2 separate regions of the Mus musculus genome follow, and region 1 is linked to region 2. A link is a loop called in an ENCODE intact Hi-C map of the cell type or tissue named here. Cell type or tissue: heart. All regions are shown on one strand.

Evidence for each region. Hi-C counts contacts between places; a loop is a spot of excess contacts. Peaks named below come from ENCODE experiments on the same cell type or tissue, not always from the same donor. Only the 100,000 strongest peaks of a DNase experiment are listed, where the experiment ranks them.
Region 1: a loop joins it to region 2, with 6 times the contacts of the local background. A loop is called at or near these places in 7 of 42 quality-filtered maps.

What each region holds. Positions count from the first base shown.
Region 1 is chr1:82,312,896-82,320,895 of GRCm38, forward strand. Rhbdd1 (rhomboid domain containing 1) reads left to right here and starts at 3,684. Exons shown (of 7, transcript NM_029777.3): 1 at 3,684-3,753. In heart, no CTCF peak of the experiment used is centred here; a DNase peak (open chromatin) is centred at 3,656; H3K4me3 peaks cover 1,691 bases; H3K27ac peaks cover 1,314 bases.
Region 2 is chr1:82,721,038-82,729,037 of GRCm38, forward strand. It overlaps Col4a3 (collagen, type IV, alpha 3), which reads left to right. Exons shown (of 52, transcript NM_007734.2): 52 at 1-1,022. Mff (mitochondrial fission factor) reads left to right here and starts at 3,853. Exons shown (of 9, transcript NM_029409.3): 1 at 3,853-4,047; 2 at 6,191-6,299. It overlaps C430014B12Rik (a long non-coding RNA gene), which reads right to left and starts at 4,884. Exons shown (of 4, transcript XR_865578.3): 1 at 3,750-4,884. In heart, no CTCF peak of the experiment used is centred here; a DNase peak (open chromatin) is centred at 3,854; H3K4me3 peaks cover 1,911 bases; H3K27ac peaks cover 1,531 bases; H3K27me3 peaks cover 396 bases.

The sequences.
Region 1 (8,000 bases), 410 kb before region 2:
AGGGAGTGAACATGGTCCAGCCAACATTTTGATACTGGACTTGCAGCCTCTAAAACTGAACAGTTGTGTAGCTGATATTTTAGGTCACCCAGGTCATAGTTTTCTTCTCTTCTTTTCTGTTCTGTCCTCTTTGTCTCTTTCTCCTCCTCCCCTCCTCCCCTCCCTCCCTCCTTCCTTCCTTCCTTCCTTCCTTCCTTCCTTCCTTCCTTCCTTCCTTCCTTCCTTCCTCCTCCCCTCCCTCCTTCCTTCCTTCCTTTTCTTCTGTTTCTGTCTCTGTCTCTGTCTCTGTCTCTCTCTCTAACAATCCTAGAAAATGGAGTCTTTTTTTTTTTCTTGAACAAGTTTTATCAGTTTAAATCTAAGACCTCGTTTAGTTTATTTACAACACTTACCTTATTAACATAAATTTATGCAGTTTCTTGTCATCTAAATTCCTGTAGAATGGGTTGGGTGATATAGTCATTTCATGCCTCGTTTGGGACATTTAGTGTGGTTTTCTTTTTCCTTTTGGTAAATTGAATCTTTTAAAATCAGATTTTAATTTTTATTGATTTTCCTCCATTTTTATGTGTATTAATTCGTCTTTTATGTTCTCTGTGTGTGTGTTGCTCATTTTAACTACTCCTAAAGCTAAGCTATTGGGACATTTCCCCACTATGTTGCTTTAAAGCAGCACTGTTAATGTGGGTCAACATCATCACTTTAATGGAACTGGGACATCTCTGCATTTCCTTCTTGTCCAGTTAAAACTGCTCTCTAATTCTCTTTGCCTTTTTAGGCATTACTCAGTGGCTAAATTTTTTAATTCCCAAATGTATTTCTTTTGTTGATTCCTAATTTAATTTTATTGTCACCATCGAGGATACCCTGAATGATGCCGTTAATTTTAAATTTATTCACGTTTGTTTTATGATGCACCATATGGGGCTATCCTGGAGAACAGATATCTTAAATTAGCTATAAATTCTGCTGTTATTAAGTAGAGTGGTCTGCACTTACTATTTTGGTAGTATTTTTTTTTTGAAGTTTCTATATACTTAATGGTTTTCAGTCTAATTTCCTACCCATTGTTAAGAGTATTTAAATATCAGACTTTTGCTGTGTGCTTCTTAATTCATTTCCTCTGACATACCCCGCTGCGCAGCTCTGGAACCTTGTTCCTGCTAGGCAGGCACTCTAACATTTGGATACACCCTAAATTCCCAATGCTACCAATTTTATCTTCATGACCTTAGAGTTATATTGTTGGATATGTAGACATTTACAGTTCTTGTCTCTTCTTAATGTTTTGGCTATCTTATCACAGTGAAATCTTTTTTTCCTCACTACGAACCTTTTAGTTTTGTAACATCTATTTTCTATGGCCATTATAAGTCTCTTAGGGTTAGTGCGGGTGTGTGTGTGTGTGTGTGTGTGTGTGTGTGTAGTCTACTATTAAGTGTTGATAATCTTATCACGACACTTGGCCCAATTTTGCCCTGTTATAGTTCTCATAGCCGAATCATCTAATTTGAAAGCTGTTCCATAAGAAGGATGATAGACAATCTCTAATCAACGTAACCCATCTTTTGAAACAGTTTGAGTGTAATATATTTGATTCATTAGAAGCTGTGAGAGATAACAACAAACTCCTCCTTTACAGGATAATCCAGTTTTTTGGTACACTGTGTTGTTGTCTGGCATCTTTTCTCCTTCAGGGTGGATTCTGGAAGGTGGGAATGTCTATCTGCCTTTCTGCTAGTTTCCACCCAGTTATGAAATGTTCAAAGGAGGTAACCAAACCCCCAGTTTCAACACAGGCACCATATTTTATGAACATTAATTTGAGTCAAATGGCTAAGAATTGTTGCTTGTCCCTCAAGGGTTAGATACAATTTAAAACTGCACACCATAAATATATTTCATATACTAAATGGAATATGCATAATAATATCTTAGCTGACAAGTAAAATACTTTTGAGAACTTAAAAATTATAATTTTTACAAGGTAATGTAACAATGACTTGCTTTTCTACAAAAACGTTAGAGGACTTAGTCTGGCTTTGAGTCTTTAGTAATTTTAAGCTTTGTTTACATGTAAGAATTCTGACTGTCCCTCTATTAAAGTTTAGGCTAGGAAATTATTACCCAGATAATGGGAACTCCTGATATTCTTGCATCTATTTTCCAAGTGGAGAGATTACAGGTGTTTGCCCCTATGTCTGGTGAGGTCATTAAAAAAATGGTTTTTCTCTGTCCTCTTATATGCCAATGAAACATTTTACTCATATTTAAAATAGGATTAAAATGTTTTTTTTCTTTACTTTTTATGATTCAGGATGTCATATAGACTAAGCTGGTCTTGAAGTTATATAGCTGAGGCTGTCCTTGAACTCCCAATCTTCCTGTCTCTACCTTCAAACTGTGGGGTCATTAGTGTTCACCATCACAGCCTGCTCCCCAAGAACATTCCTAAGCCCTGTCTATTTACAATTGCATTTTTTTTGAGATTACTGATTTGAGACTTGATTTGCGGCTCTTTTAAAGTCACTTCTGCACTTAAAAACAAGATAATAACAAAAACAGTGTAAGTATAGAAAGGGGTAGACTGACAGAGAATATAAAGCAAGAGTATATTAATGGAATGGATGCATAGAATTGGTGGGAAGAACAAATAGAGACCTCTCCTTTTGAGAAATTGCATTCATGTTTTCTTCCTAAGGAGATATATTTCTACATGCAATTTAGTTCCCCCTACTCACTTGGGTTCCATTTCCAGGAATGCAGTTTCGCAATGTCAGTCTTGGACTTACATACCCCCCCACTTTTTTTTATACCTGAAAGGGGTTAAATTATAAGAATTCATTCTTGAATTTGCTAAGAATTTTGTCACTTGAAATTCTCATCTATATCTCCTAATAGTGTGGGAAATTTTCATTCAAATTCCAACTACAAGGGAAAATTTTTTAGGAGAATTTCTTCTGTTATACAATAGAAGATTAACTTTTGGGGGACTGGGAAGTTTTTAATATGCTAACTAGACGTGGCTACTAAGCCTTTTGGTAAATATACCTGCACCCAATTCATGCCTTGAAAAGGTGGAGCTCTCCTCTAATTACTAGAAAAATAATTACACCAAACATCGTTTTCTTGTAGGACACAAATGCAGCATTGCCTTTAGAAGAAGCTGCCCATGAAACTGGTTCCACGTTAGAAGGAGAAAATTGCATCAAACGACCTAAGTCACAAAAACCTTTTCTCACGAGCCCTTAAAGCAGTAAACAGGCTAAGCAGTGTGGCCTCGTGTTTGTGCTTGGGGAATGAAATGTACACCGTGGCCCTGTTTCGCCGGCCTACTTTCTGGGATAAGCAGCTCTCCTGAGGCCCATTGGGAACAGCTACTGTCTCCACCGTCCACTTGGTAGACTACACTGCACCGGGAAGAAACTTTGGCCTTGAGGGAGCTGGCCATAGGCGACTCATGCGCTGTGCGCGTGGTAAGTGATTATTAGTTAGTTATGGCTGTAAAAGCACACCGACACCCTTGTTGCTAAGGGTTGAATAGGATGAGCGCTACGCATTAGCTAGAGGAAGCCGAAAAGGCAGTACGAAGCACGGAGCATGCGCAGACTGCCGCTCCTTTCCCTAGGCCGCCGGAAGTGGAGCCTGCGGAATCGGCGTCCGTGCCGGAAGTTGAGTCTCCGGATTCGGCGTCCAGACGTAGTGACGCACGAGCGCGGGAGTACGTGAGGACGCAAGCGGGTCTTAGAGAGAGTGAGTTTCCGCGTCTCTTCAGCTGAGTGTATGGCATCGCTTTTGTGCGGCGTGTGTTGCGGCTTCCCGGGACCACGGATGGCGGGGCCGGGGCTGAGATCCGGGCCGCTGCGGGCCGGGCGGAAGCGCTGCTATGGGGCCAGCCAGGGTCCGCTGGGCGGAAGTGCTGCTTAGGGACCGGGCGGAGGAGCCGGCCCGCCGGGTCCGGGTCTTCTTCTCCCCTCCGGCCGGCCGGGATGGGGTCGCAGGGGCAGTCGCACCGGTACCGCTTCCCTGGCTCATGGAGATCTAGGCTGCCCGGATAGGCTTTTGCGAGGTTCCTCCGACTTCAGGAAGTTTGAGGCGAAGTTGCATCAGCTTGCACAGAGCTTGCAGTGGCAGGTGGTTGGGGGGGCGGCCACTTCTGTCTCAAACACACAGACCCATCCTAACCTCTGTAAGGCTGTCTGTACCACAGAATAGAGGACAGACATACACCCGAGGGACTTCACCTCTTCTCTTTTCACACATGCCTTTCCGTTTTTCCAAAACAGGCATTATTTAAAACAACAACAACAACAATAACAACTGTAATATCTAATTATTGCACGGTTAAGATTCAGTTGTCAGACTCATTTATAAAAGTCCCTTTCAGTAGCTTCATGACACCAGGTTTTCTTTGGGGGGGGGGGCATGGTGCCAGGTTTTTTGTTTTTTTTTTTTTTTCCCCCTCTACTTTTCATCCCAACGTCCTAACCTCATTTACCTTCTTCCTGCTTCTATTACTGATTCTGCTTCGGATCTTCTAGTGTTCTGGTACATTCCAGGAGAGCAAGTGCTCCTGCCTTGGTCCTGGGTTTGCTCTCCATCAACAGCATCTTCTGAGGGAATTGTTGGCAGTACAGATTTTAGTGTCATACCCCTTTGAGCAAGCCTTTCGGTCCATTCTAGCACTTCCGGGTACTGAGTTCGACGAATAACAGCGTAAAAAGTACTCACTCGTTATGGAATTTTATACATAATGAGGTTAGAGTAAGGTGAGGTATTTTCTAGATCTGGAATCTTGACCGAATCATTTAACTGTGACTTCATAGTACTAAGTGTTGACATGTGAAAACAAGTGGGTAGCAATAACCCATACAAAACACTCCAAGAGAAGTTACTAGACCTGCATGAAGAAAGCGCACAGGTCGTGGAGGAAGGACGAGGTGTAGGGTTAGAGAGCAGTTGGAGTGCATGATTTTATGACTGCTGCAAAGACTTTTATCCCAACTACTTATGAATAGTAAAAATTTAGATACAGGATAGTTATGGATGTCTCACACCTGTAACAGCAATGCTCAGGAGGCTGAGGCAAGAGATATCCTAAGTTTGGAGTCCAGTCAGAGCTACATCATGAGACCCTATGCAAACAGCCACATCAAGCGAGAAAGTTACAGCAGTCCGTTATGCCACTAATTTTATTTACATTGTGGTATTTTAGAAAATGAACTATTAGAAATTGTGCCAAGGTGGTTTAAAGGTCTTTGCCCTTCTTGTTTCTTCAACTTAGTTATACCTAAGTTTGTCCTGTAGTTTGGTAAAGGCCAGACCAGAGTTACAAAGAAGCATACAGTGGTGGCTAGCACCCCGCCACCAAAAGCTGTTTCTGTCCTTAGCTTTTGTCCCTATATATGGTATGGCTCCATCTTAGCAAAGAAGGGCTCATGTCCATTGGGGACGGTCACAGTTAAGTGGACAGGCTCCCAACGGGATGATTTTTATTTTATTTCTCCAAATTACTACATGGAACATTTTCTAAGAACTATTCCTTTCTCCAACGGTTCACCTAGAGGAAGAAATAATCATTTGGGGTCTGAAGCTACTGTTCTTGAGTCTAGGCTCATTACAGTGTTAAAAAGGGTCAGTGACTAGTGGTGGCCTGTGTAACACATAGCTTTGACTAAAGAGCACTGGTGCCAAGGCCATGCTGAGACTCCAGAATATTATGGGCAATAAATTGTCATGTAAATATATCACTTGTGATACCTGTTTCTATCCATAATAGTTAACCTTACCACCAAAGTGATACTGTCCCATCATGAAGCGATTGTTTTTCAGAGACTCCTAATGTTTTATTATTTTCTGTGTAAGATAGATAGATAGCTGTGGTTCTGGGTCAGGCAAGCCCTGCTTGAATTCCTCCCTCTGTGTATTGATTATGCCCCATAGACAGATTAGCTTCCTTCCAGTTTTAATTTCTCCTGTAAAGTAGAAGCTACCTAAGTTAAATGAGATGCTGTGTTAACTGTTACTACTACATTATATGTTAGGTAATGTCTCTTTTTGAAAGGGGAAGATATAATGTTTAACATTTAATTCTGACTGCCCTGTTAATTTCCATCTTTTGTTGTTGTTGTTTTTTGTTTTGTTTTTTTTCTTTTTTTGGTTCTTTTTCGAGACAGGGTTTCTCTGAGTAGCCTTGGCTGTCCCTGCCTCTCAAGTGCTGGGATTAAAGGCATGCTCCCCCACGCCCGGCTAATTTCCATCTTTTATGTACTAGGTTGTTTTATGACGTGTTCACTGCTTTTTAAGCGATGGAGATGCTGAACCAAAGCTTTCCTAATCTGTGAGGAAAAAGCAAACACTGGAGAAAATTACAGCTCAGCGTGCCAGAAGAACACTAGTTCTCTCATAATCAGTGATTTCTAGACGTTGTTTTTATAGTTTCCAAATTAGAGATAATTAACTTCAAACTATCTTTGATTGTCCTATGGCCAATTTCATTTGATACAGTCAGCTGTGTCATGTGATGCTGTTATGTTATAGAAGATACTTCTGTAAATAAATGCATAAAAATGTTATTAACCCTGAAGTAATTTTTTCAATACATATGCTTTACAATAGAACACAAGTGTGTTCAACTTTTTAAAAATGTCAAAGTTCTTACTTTTTTTTTCATGCTTCTACATTTAACTGTGAGTGTATGAATGGCATATGCATAAAGGCATTCATAGCAGACCATACTTTTGTTTACTTTGTAGTATATTATATGAGGGTAGGGAACCAAACATTAAAAGTTATATACTTATGTACATATACATTAAATTTATTGTGAAAAACCATTAACTGCTGTTCTTTAATGTTGCCATTATTGCATCCAAGCAGTGATTCTCAGGGTTTTGTTTGTTTCTTTGTTGACTTATTTTGTTTTAACTTGGAGCTTGTTAAGCAGAAATTTACCCAGAAGGTTCAAGAGCTGGGAGGCTTTAAGATCAGTGACATTGGAGTACACAGGTTCCTGGTCCAGAATGTGTCCAGAGAAGTGGGGTTCTGAGGACCTGTGTATGATTAACTGTCAGAGGCAGAGCTCGGAGCATGAGCTGTACCTAAAACTGTGATGGTAGGAGTCTAGATACTGGGGATCCCCTGCCCTGCAGAGTTGCTGGCTTTGTCTCTGGGCTAAGCATATGTCTGGGTTCTCATACAGAGTCCTGGGTGATGATTAAAAACCAAACATAAGGCTCCCAAACACATACAGTCTTCAGTTTGTCCCATATTTTATAGAAACGGGATTCTGTGCAGAAAAACAACAACGAACCCTACAGCTTGTTAACAATCCCTGACACTGTGGCAGCTGTACCACTGTTAAAGCTATTTAGGATTTCAACTTTTGTTCAGTCTCTTAAGTGACTGAGGAAGAGGAACAAAGTCTACAAAAGAAGGATACTTATGTATACAACCCACAGTGATTTTTGTTGGATGATAGCATCTGGTTTTCATTCATATGGTGAAGTAGATTTGTGTGTGTGTGTGGGGGGGTTAAAGTTAATTTAATAATGATCCTCAGAAAAATAATTTCAAATCTAACCATTTGTTAGCTTGTTATTATTAGTGGTGGTAGTAGTAATACTGTCATTTTCACACATTGAGAGGGTTTTCCTGGGGACAGCTGGAGAGTGGGGGAGGGGAGTTACTTTCAATCACGCAGCTGCTGCTTGCAGCATCATGGTGATGATATTTCAAAGCTGGTGGGTAATTCTGGCTGTATTCAGAAAAGCAAATGTGTCATATTTCTGGGATGCAATAGATAGTGTGCAAGCGCCCTTTGGGATCCAGATGATAGCCAACTGACAGTGTGCATTCAGGCTTGCATGTCGGTGTTATTTACCATCTAGTTTCTTGGACGTTGTTACATGCACATCATAATTACAAAGCAATAAAGTCCGGTTCCACTGGGAGACGTCTCATTACGTTATGGACAGGAAGGGAAAATGAAAACGGAATTT
Region 2 (8,000 bases):
GACCCCCAAATCACCACAAGTTTTCTGCCTCAGCCACCCAGAATTTTGTTTTCAAAGTTTTCATCATCCTCTCATGTTCTCCACTCAATAGGCACACACCCAAGAAACTGGCCACAATCCTTTTCACCTTTGTCTCTCTTTAAAACTCACTGGTGACTTTCAGGGTAATCTATTTCACTACTAGACTGGTGCTGATGTCACAACAGCTACCCTTCATTTGCTCATAGGCCCCTTTCTTCTTCTGTCCTCTTATCAGTATTTAAAACAGGTAATACTGGACACCTTAATGCCCAAAGAAGCCATATCAACAGTCAGTCATTTGTACTTCTAAGAGTGAGCAATAAAATACAGCCCGTGCATAGTACTTCCCAGATGTTTATGAGTAAATTATACATTTAAAATTCAATTTCCTATGTGGCTGGAGAAATGGTTCAGTAGTTCAGAGTGCTGGTTTCTCTGCAGAGAACCCAAGTATAGTTCTCAATACCCAGGTCATGCAGCTCAGGACTGCTCAAAGGGACCCCGCTGGCCTCCAAGGATACCCACATATAGGTGGCATTCAAGGATACCCACATATAGGTGGCATTCACTAGCACAGGCACTGCCACATAAATACAAATAAATCTTTCAACATTTTTAACTGATTAACAAAACGTTTGTTTCAATTTTGGTGCTTCAACTTTGGAGTTTCACAGTGTGCTAAAACAACCAACTTGTCAATTGTTCTTTTTTTGCAAGATAACACATTATTAATTTATTTATAAAAGTATTAAAAATGTTTAAATTTGAATTTTATTGTTAATTTTACAAAGGTTTTCTATATTTCAAATGTAGCTTGCTACCACTAAACTTAATTTAATATTCTTCTCAATAACCACTTGAAATTTATTTAAAATATATCAAATATTTTATATTGTTATATCCTGACAAAATTATAATGTATTACAATGTACTAATATTTCTGTAAATATAACTAAAGTTCTATTGTTTTGTCAAAATAAAAGAAAAGGAACAATTCTATCATATTTTGGGTTTTTTTTCTAGTGGAAGATAGTTTATTTTGGACTGTAAAAATAATAGTCACTATAAAGCAATACACAACTTTGAAATTAAGAAGAATATCAAAGAATACTAATTTTCACCGAAAATAACCATCAAATTAAGATAGTAAGAGATAACTATAGTATTCTGAATCTTGATGCCTAAAAAAGTAACCTTGCCATAAACGAGAAACAGTAACTGAAGAATGTCTGAGTTGAAAAGGGGAAATAAGGTAAAACCTATCAGGGTTTAATCCCTAATGGGAAACCTAAGTAGCAATGGCTAGAAGTCATGCATCAGGATGAAGCTAAACTAAGTGGATGAGATTATTTGGTTTTATATATTATGAGGTTATAGAAAAAGCCAATGGCATTAAGTCACAAACAGAAATGTACACATGAGTGAGAGAAGAAAAGGAAGACCCATCATGAATCTATAATACAGGACACAAGAAGGAATAGACTTCCATGTGCATGGAAGAAGCACCATTCATGCCACATAACTTTTCATTTAAGACTGTATCACACACTATTAGGTGCTCTGACATTCTATGAAACACTGTCTTGTTTAATAGACTCACATGATGCCCAAAGATAAATGATAAATCAGGGTTACAGAAGAAGACCTGGGTTTGATAACTGAATTATGGATCTTTATTTAAAAGTCATTTCAAAACTTTGAAAAGAAAGGGCTAGGGACAAAAGAAAAAGAAGTCTGCAACATTTAAGAAGTGTAAGGGAGCAATAAGACCCTTGATAGGTTATTTCTCTGCTGCTGCTGAAATCAACCCATTTAAACCAGATTAGATTAGATTAAAGACAGGTTTATTGGGAAGATGCTGTCCGGCAAATGGGTGAGTTCACTGGTGCCAAGGACTGAGGACAAGGAAGTTGCCATGGGGAAAGGGAGGGATAAGAGAGAGAAAGGAGAGAGAAGGGGAAAAAAGGAGAGGGAGAGGAAGAGGGGTGAGAAAGAGGGATGAGTGAGAGGGAGAGAACACATTTAAAAGTCTTGATAATGTATGGCTTACCTAGCTTATCCATACTTACCCCCAAAGGCCTTGACTTGGAATGACAGGATAATGTTATTTAATCTGTCCGTAAAGGAGGATTACTTGTCACTATAAATTAGCAGGACACACCACCCACAGTAGGCCCCTTTGAAATAAAGATTATTTTGAGACAAAGACACTTAAAAAGTGTCTTCTCACATTTTTACAATTTACTACAATGGTCAGCTTCTGATACAGATTATAGATCCTAAGAACTTCTTTGTGTCTTCATTTTTCAATATTCCAACATACAAGCAAAAATTACTAATTAAAAGTGTATGCTTCCATTCTGTTCACCTGCTGTTTTATGCCAATTTAATTGGGGTCTCACTGAGACCTTCAGAAGGTAAAGGGAAATTTTGCTTATCTTAAACCAATATTAGGAAGGACACACAAGAATGAAATTCAGAAAGTTTGACACATTATTTTGAAGGAAAATAACACTTCTGGGGGATCATCTGAGATTTTCTTTGTTTGGGTTTTTGTTGTTGTTTTGAGTCAGGGTTCATTGTGTAGTGCTGGCAATCCTCCCACCCTCTTACTTCTGGTTCCTTAGAACTGTAGTTATAAGAATGAGCCAAAGATTGACTTTGGAAGTATTTTTAGATTCAAGACTATATCACTTGAGTAAATACTCTTCCTTTGCACAAGGGAGTGAGAAATTTGTTCTAGAATCACAGCTCATATCCACAAGCTTATGTCTCTTATATAAAATTGATGGTTGCAGATAACCTATGCACATCCTCACAAACACTTAAAACTGTTTCTAGATTACATATATTTAAACCAATATAAACATGTTAGACTCTATTAGTAGGAAATAACCACAAGAAAAAGAGCATGTATGGGCCTGGAGAGATGGCTCAGTGGTTAAGAGTTCTTCCAAAGGTCCTGAGTTCAAATCCCAGCAATCACGTGGTGGCTCACAACCATCCGTAATGAGATCTGACGCCCTCATCTGGTGTGTCCAAAGAAAGCTACAGTGTACTTACATATAATAATAAATTAATCTTTTTTTTTAAAGTATCAAGGTGTTTACTGTTTAAAAAAAAAAGAGTGTGTATGTTTGATATAGATAATGACACAGGCCTTCCACTCAATACTTAGCTGAGGCTGGTCTGGAACTCTTGATCCTATAGCTTCTAGCTCCTAAGTCCCTAATACTGGGATTTCAAGAGTGTGGCACCAGGCTCAACTATAATATGGAACAGATTGTAAAAAAAAAAATTCTTTAACCCTGGTTGGTTGTCACCAAGGATGAGAAACAGTGGGTGAAGTTGCTAGGTTATGAAAATAGAGGCACACGTCGTATTTCCTGATTTGGCTTCCCGTCTATCCTTCTATGAGCAAGTATGGTTCTTGCCTTCCAGAGGGGAGCCACAAGTTGGGTGTTTAGATTTGAAAGAGATTTCTGACCCCTACTATCTTGAAACCCAATTCAGCTTCCCCTTTTCTCGGATTCTTAATTTGTAAGTTTTAGGGAAATCACAATTAGACTGCTGAAGAATTACTTCCAATATTTAGTTATATATGCAAATTCGCGGGCCACCATAAGAATTTTTATTCAGGCGTTCCTTTAAAACAGGTTACCAGTTTACCTGCAAACGCAAGGTTCTTAAAGATCGCAAAGTCTAGAAACCCCCTCAACAGGAATCACCTGAGACGGAAGTACTTTGCCCACGACAAAAATGGCTCCGCGTCGACGTCTCAGGAGCCTGCATGCAACATCCGCCCTTCTCTCGTCACATGACCAGAAACCTACTTCCGCTACGGCTCCTGGAAGGGGTCAGTCCTGGCCGTTCTCGCGTCTGTCCCGGCCCGTCGCGGCCGCTCCGCCGCTTCTTTGCCCGGGCGCCTCGGTGCGCTCGGTCAACGGCCTCTGCGAGCGCTCACCCGAGTGCCCCGGAGCCGGCGGGCGGCGACCCTCTCTCCGGGGACTCTCCAGCAGGCCCAGGGTGAGTGCTCTAGTCTCCCCAAGCAGGACTCCGGGCCTAGCGCCGCGGCAGTGACACCCCTCTCCAGACTGGGCGGAGCGGCCCCGGCCTTGGCCCGTCATCAGGTCCCTGCCCTGTAAATATTTGGGACCGGCTTCTTCACCGTTTCTACCTCCGCATCTTGTTCTGTGAAACAAAAATCGAATTTTACTGACAAAACGAAAAACACCTATTAGTTTGGGGTTAGGAAACGGAAGGAAGCCTGTGAGTTTGGATCTGGGCTTTTTCGGGCATCTCTTCCACGGGCCCAAGCACCTCGCAGTTTGACCTTGAGTCTGTCGCGTTTAAAAGTAACTCTTTGTTTTGTGTAAAATCCGTATAACTAAAGGCCTTTGGGAGACCCCGGGCTGGCCATAGCATCCTTGCTCGCTGGAGGCGTTGCGGGCTATACCCCCGCACCCCACGCTAAGCTGGGGTCCAGGTCCCCCATAGCCCCTGACCTCCATTTGCTAAAAACTTGTCATTGCAAAACAAACAAGCAAACAAAAACAAGAAACAAACAAACAAACCAGCGTCCCAGTCCCACTAGCTCAGGAGCAGGACGCATTTTCTGGGAAGAGCAACGCTGTCTCTGAATTGGTGGTGCTCTCTAATTCCAGAAGACTAAAACTTGTGCCCAATAATGCTAAGCAGGCCTCCCACGGGGAGCCAGTGAATGGGGATGCCCTTTTTCCCAGGTGAGAAACATTCCTTTCTCCCTCAGTCGCTTTGGCTACTAATGAGATTCCCCAAAGAAAAACCTTTAGGGAAAGTAGGACCATTGAGCCCTATTTAGTATTCTGAGCGCAACTAGATTGCTTGAGGAGGGGTGTGTATGTGTGTTTATATGTGGATAACGGGTTGTCTAATTTTTGGTTTCGAGGACCTGTGAATTGAGATAGCTCCTCAGTGGTGTCTCTGAGTACATGTTTTTTTACTGAACTACTGGAAGGAACTGTGTTAGCTCTCTTCCTGTCTGATAGGGCTGCCTCATTTTAGATTTACAAAGTTTCTTCTGTTACTCTCTCCTTGCTGTTGTGACATTTTTGTTGTTAATAGATACGGGGGGGGGGGGTCCCTTTAGTAGGTTTTTGGGTTGTTTATATAATTCTAGATGTGAGCCCCCTGCCATATGACTACCCAACAAAGATCCCGTAGAATCTCTCTACTCTTAATTTCTACAGAAAGTTTGTATGTTACATGATGCCAGTTCTTGCTGGTGTTTCCTCAGCCTCTCGGAGCCCTTTGCAGAAAGTCCTTGCCTGTGCCTGTGTATCTTCAAGGTTTTGACTCAGAGCTTCAGCAGTTCTTAGATTAGACCTTTGATTCACTGCGACTTAATTTTTTTAAATAGTTTTGGTTTTGTTACATATGTTTATATGCGTACAGCAAGTTTATGGTTCAAAGGTAGTGAATATTAATTAAGGGTAAATAGTCCCTTAAAAATAGATTTGTGTTTTTAAAAATGAAAGCCAACCTAAAGAAGAAATTGAGTGTAATGTACGGGACCCCGATGAAATTGGAAAACATTGCGGATGTTTGGGTGTGGCCTAGAAAGTGGAGCTGTGGTATCAGATAGGAGTCTGAAGGAGATTTATCTCAAGGTATACAACAAGCATGTAATGACCAAAGACGTGGGAGTAAAACCTTAGCCCCAAATTAAGTTTATTTGTTACCAAAGAATACCCAAAGTACCATAGTTTTAATGAGAAAGAAAAAATAATTAGGTCCTCCTCTGTTTTATTGAAACATACAATCTAAAAACTGAGGCAGTAGTATTGTCTTAATACAGTCCTCATTTTGTGGTAACCAACTATAAAATTATTACTGTTGTTAGTTCATAACTGCAATTTTGCTATTGTCATGAATTGTATTATAAATATCACAAAAGTGTCCAACCACTGTGGTAGTCACTCAACAACCATAGGGGTCGAGACCCTCGGGTTGAGAGCTGCTGCCTTACATGGTGACTGTCTGTTCTAAGACATCAAAATTTGGTACTTTTGAAATTCTTTGTTTATTAGTGTAAAGTTGTAAATCTTTGTGGCTTTTATTTAAAGATTTTCTAGCTAAGTCCCTAACAACGGTATCATCTAGTTTCTCAGTCGCTGTTCTCCTCCCGCAGGGATAAAAGTGGCTCTCACCCTAGCACATGTGCATCGGAGCAATTTAAGGAGTTAATATGAAGCACAGAAGCAGATAGTGCCAAATAGCAAGCCTGTTGTTTCACATTTGTAAGTAAAATTTTCTCTTTGTCTCTGTTTTCTTAGTCTTTAAGCCATCTGTATGTGTCAGTTCCTCAAAAAGCAGACATTTGGGCAAAAAGAATGAAATAAACTAGTTGAGAGTCATAGTCCAACTATGCTTAGCGCACTAAGCAGTCCCCAAGGAGTATACTCATAAGGTATAGAGTATGTTTCTGGTTTTATTTGTTTGTTTGTTTTTTAAATCGATGATGAAGACATCTATATTGCTTTAACCTTAAGTTTACAGAATACCTCTGTCTCAGCACAGTGGCATTTGTACTGTGTGTGGTGCTGTATTGCTCTTGACTTAGAATATGCTTCTCTGGGAATTTGGTGTAATTTGTCCTCCTTTTCAGGAAACCATCACTTACACATCAAATTTTTAGGCAGCCTCAAACAGGTTTCCTTTTACCCTTGTATTTTTATAACCTATTGGAATATGGCTAAAGGTGTCTCCTGGTAGCCATCCTTCTCCCCATCTGACAACACATTTGTCTATGGAATGATGGAACTTTCATTTACCCTGATTGCAGAATCATGAAATGGGGACTGTCCTTCAAACTGTCTTTCTGACTATGAGGTATCGTGGAGTGACAGTTGAAACATTTAAAATATGGTTTCTCAAACGGAGCCATTTTAAGTCAATCACTACCTTTATTCATAGTTCTCTTATGAAATGATTGTTGAAATACTGATTTTTATTCTTTCTTTTTTACAGCTGGAAAGCAGTGCCCGTGTTGTTATGTACACCTCCAAAAACAGTTGAGCTCTGTAGGGAAGTGTTGTGTAAAGTAAACACCAGCAGGGTAGCAGTGTCCGTAGCTATTGTAGACGTGTGTCTGCTCTGTTAAAATGAGTATGAAAACGGGCAGTGAGACATCACTAGGAAGGTCAGTGACATTTTTTTCAGTTGAGCTGGTATCATAGGTTTGACAGACAGCGTCAAAGCTGCTTGCCATAAGCTAGCCATACTTTTTAATGCTTTTCTTGGCATTTTTTTATTTGGGGGCAATCATGCTTTCAACTACATCTCCCTGGAGTCATGGATCCCTCTCCAATTTAAAAGCTCACTCAGTGCAATTGTACTATTTTTTCCCTCAAAAGATATTTGATGCTTCTCAAAACTATGTGTATAATAAATACAAAATTAAATATGGGTTAAGAATATGAACATTTAACCACATAAAATGAATGTGTACATTAAGGGCTTATTGATATAATCCATGTATTTGGTATTCATTGGATCTCCATCAAATTCATGTTCAATAAGAAGTTTTGATTTGCATTTTGTGATTTTTGAGGGAGCTATCCTTTTTTGTTTTGTTTTGTTTTGTTTGTTTTGTTTTTTTGTAAATTAAGCCTTAGCCTTACTTACCTTTGGAGTCTGATTGACTGCATTGTTATTAAGTCCAGGCAAGGTTCTCCCTCATAATTAAGGGTTTTTTTTCTTTGCAGTTTTAGAGATTAAGCCAGGGCTTCATGCATGTTAGGGACGCACTCTACCTCTGAACTATGCTCTTAGCCTCCTGAGTGGGAATTTTTAATTTTATTTTAGGCATTTTTGAATTATAAGGAGCATGCATGTGTGCTTGCACACAGAGAATGTTTGTGTGTGCATTTGTATTGCAATTGTAGAATACTTTAGAAACTTGCTCCTTACCGATATCTTCAGGGTTCGTTTTCAGATGA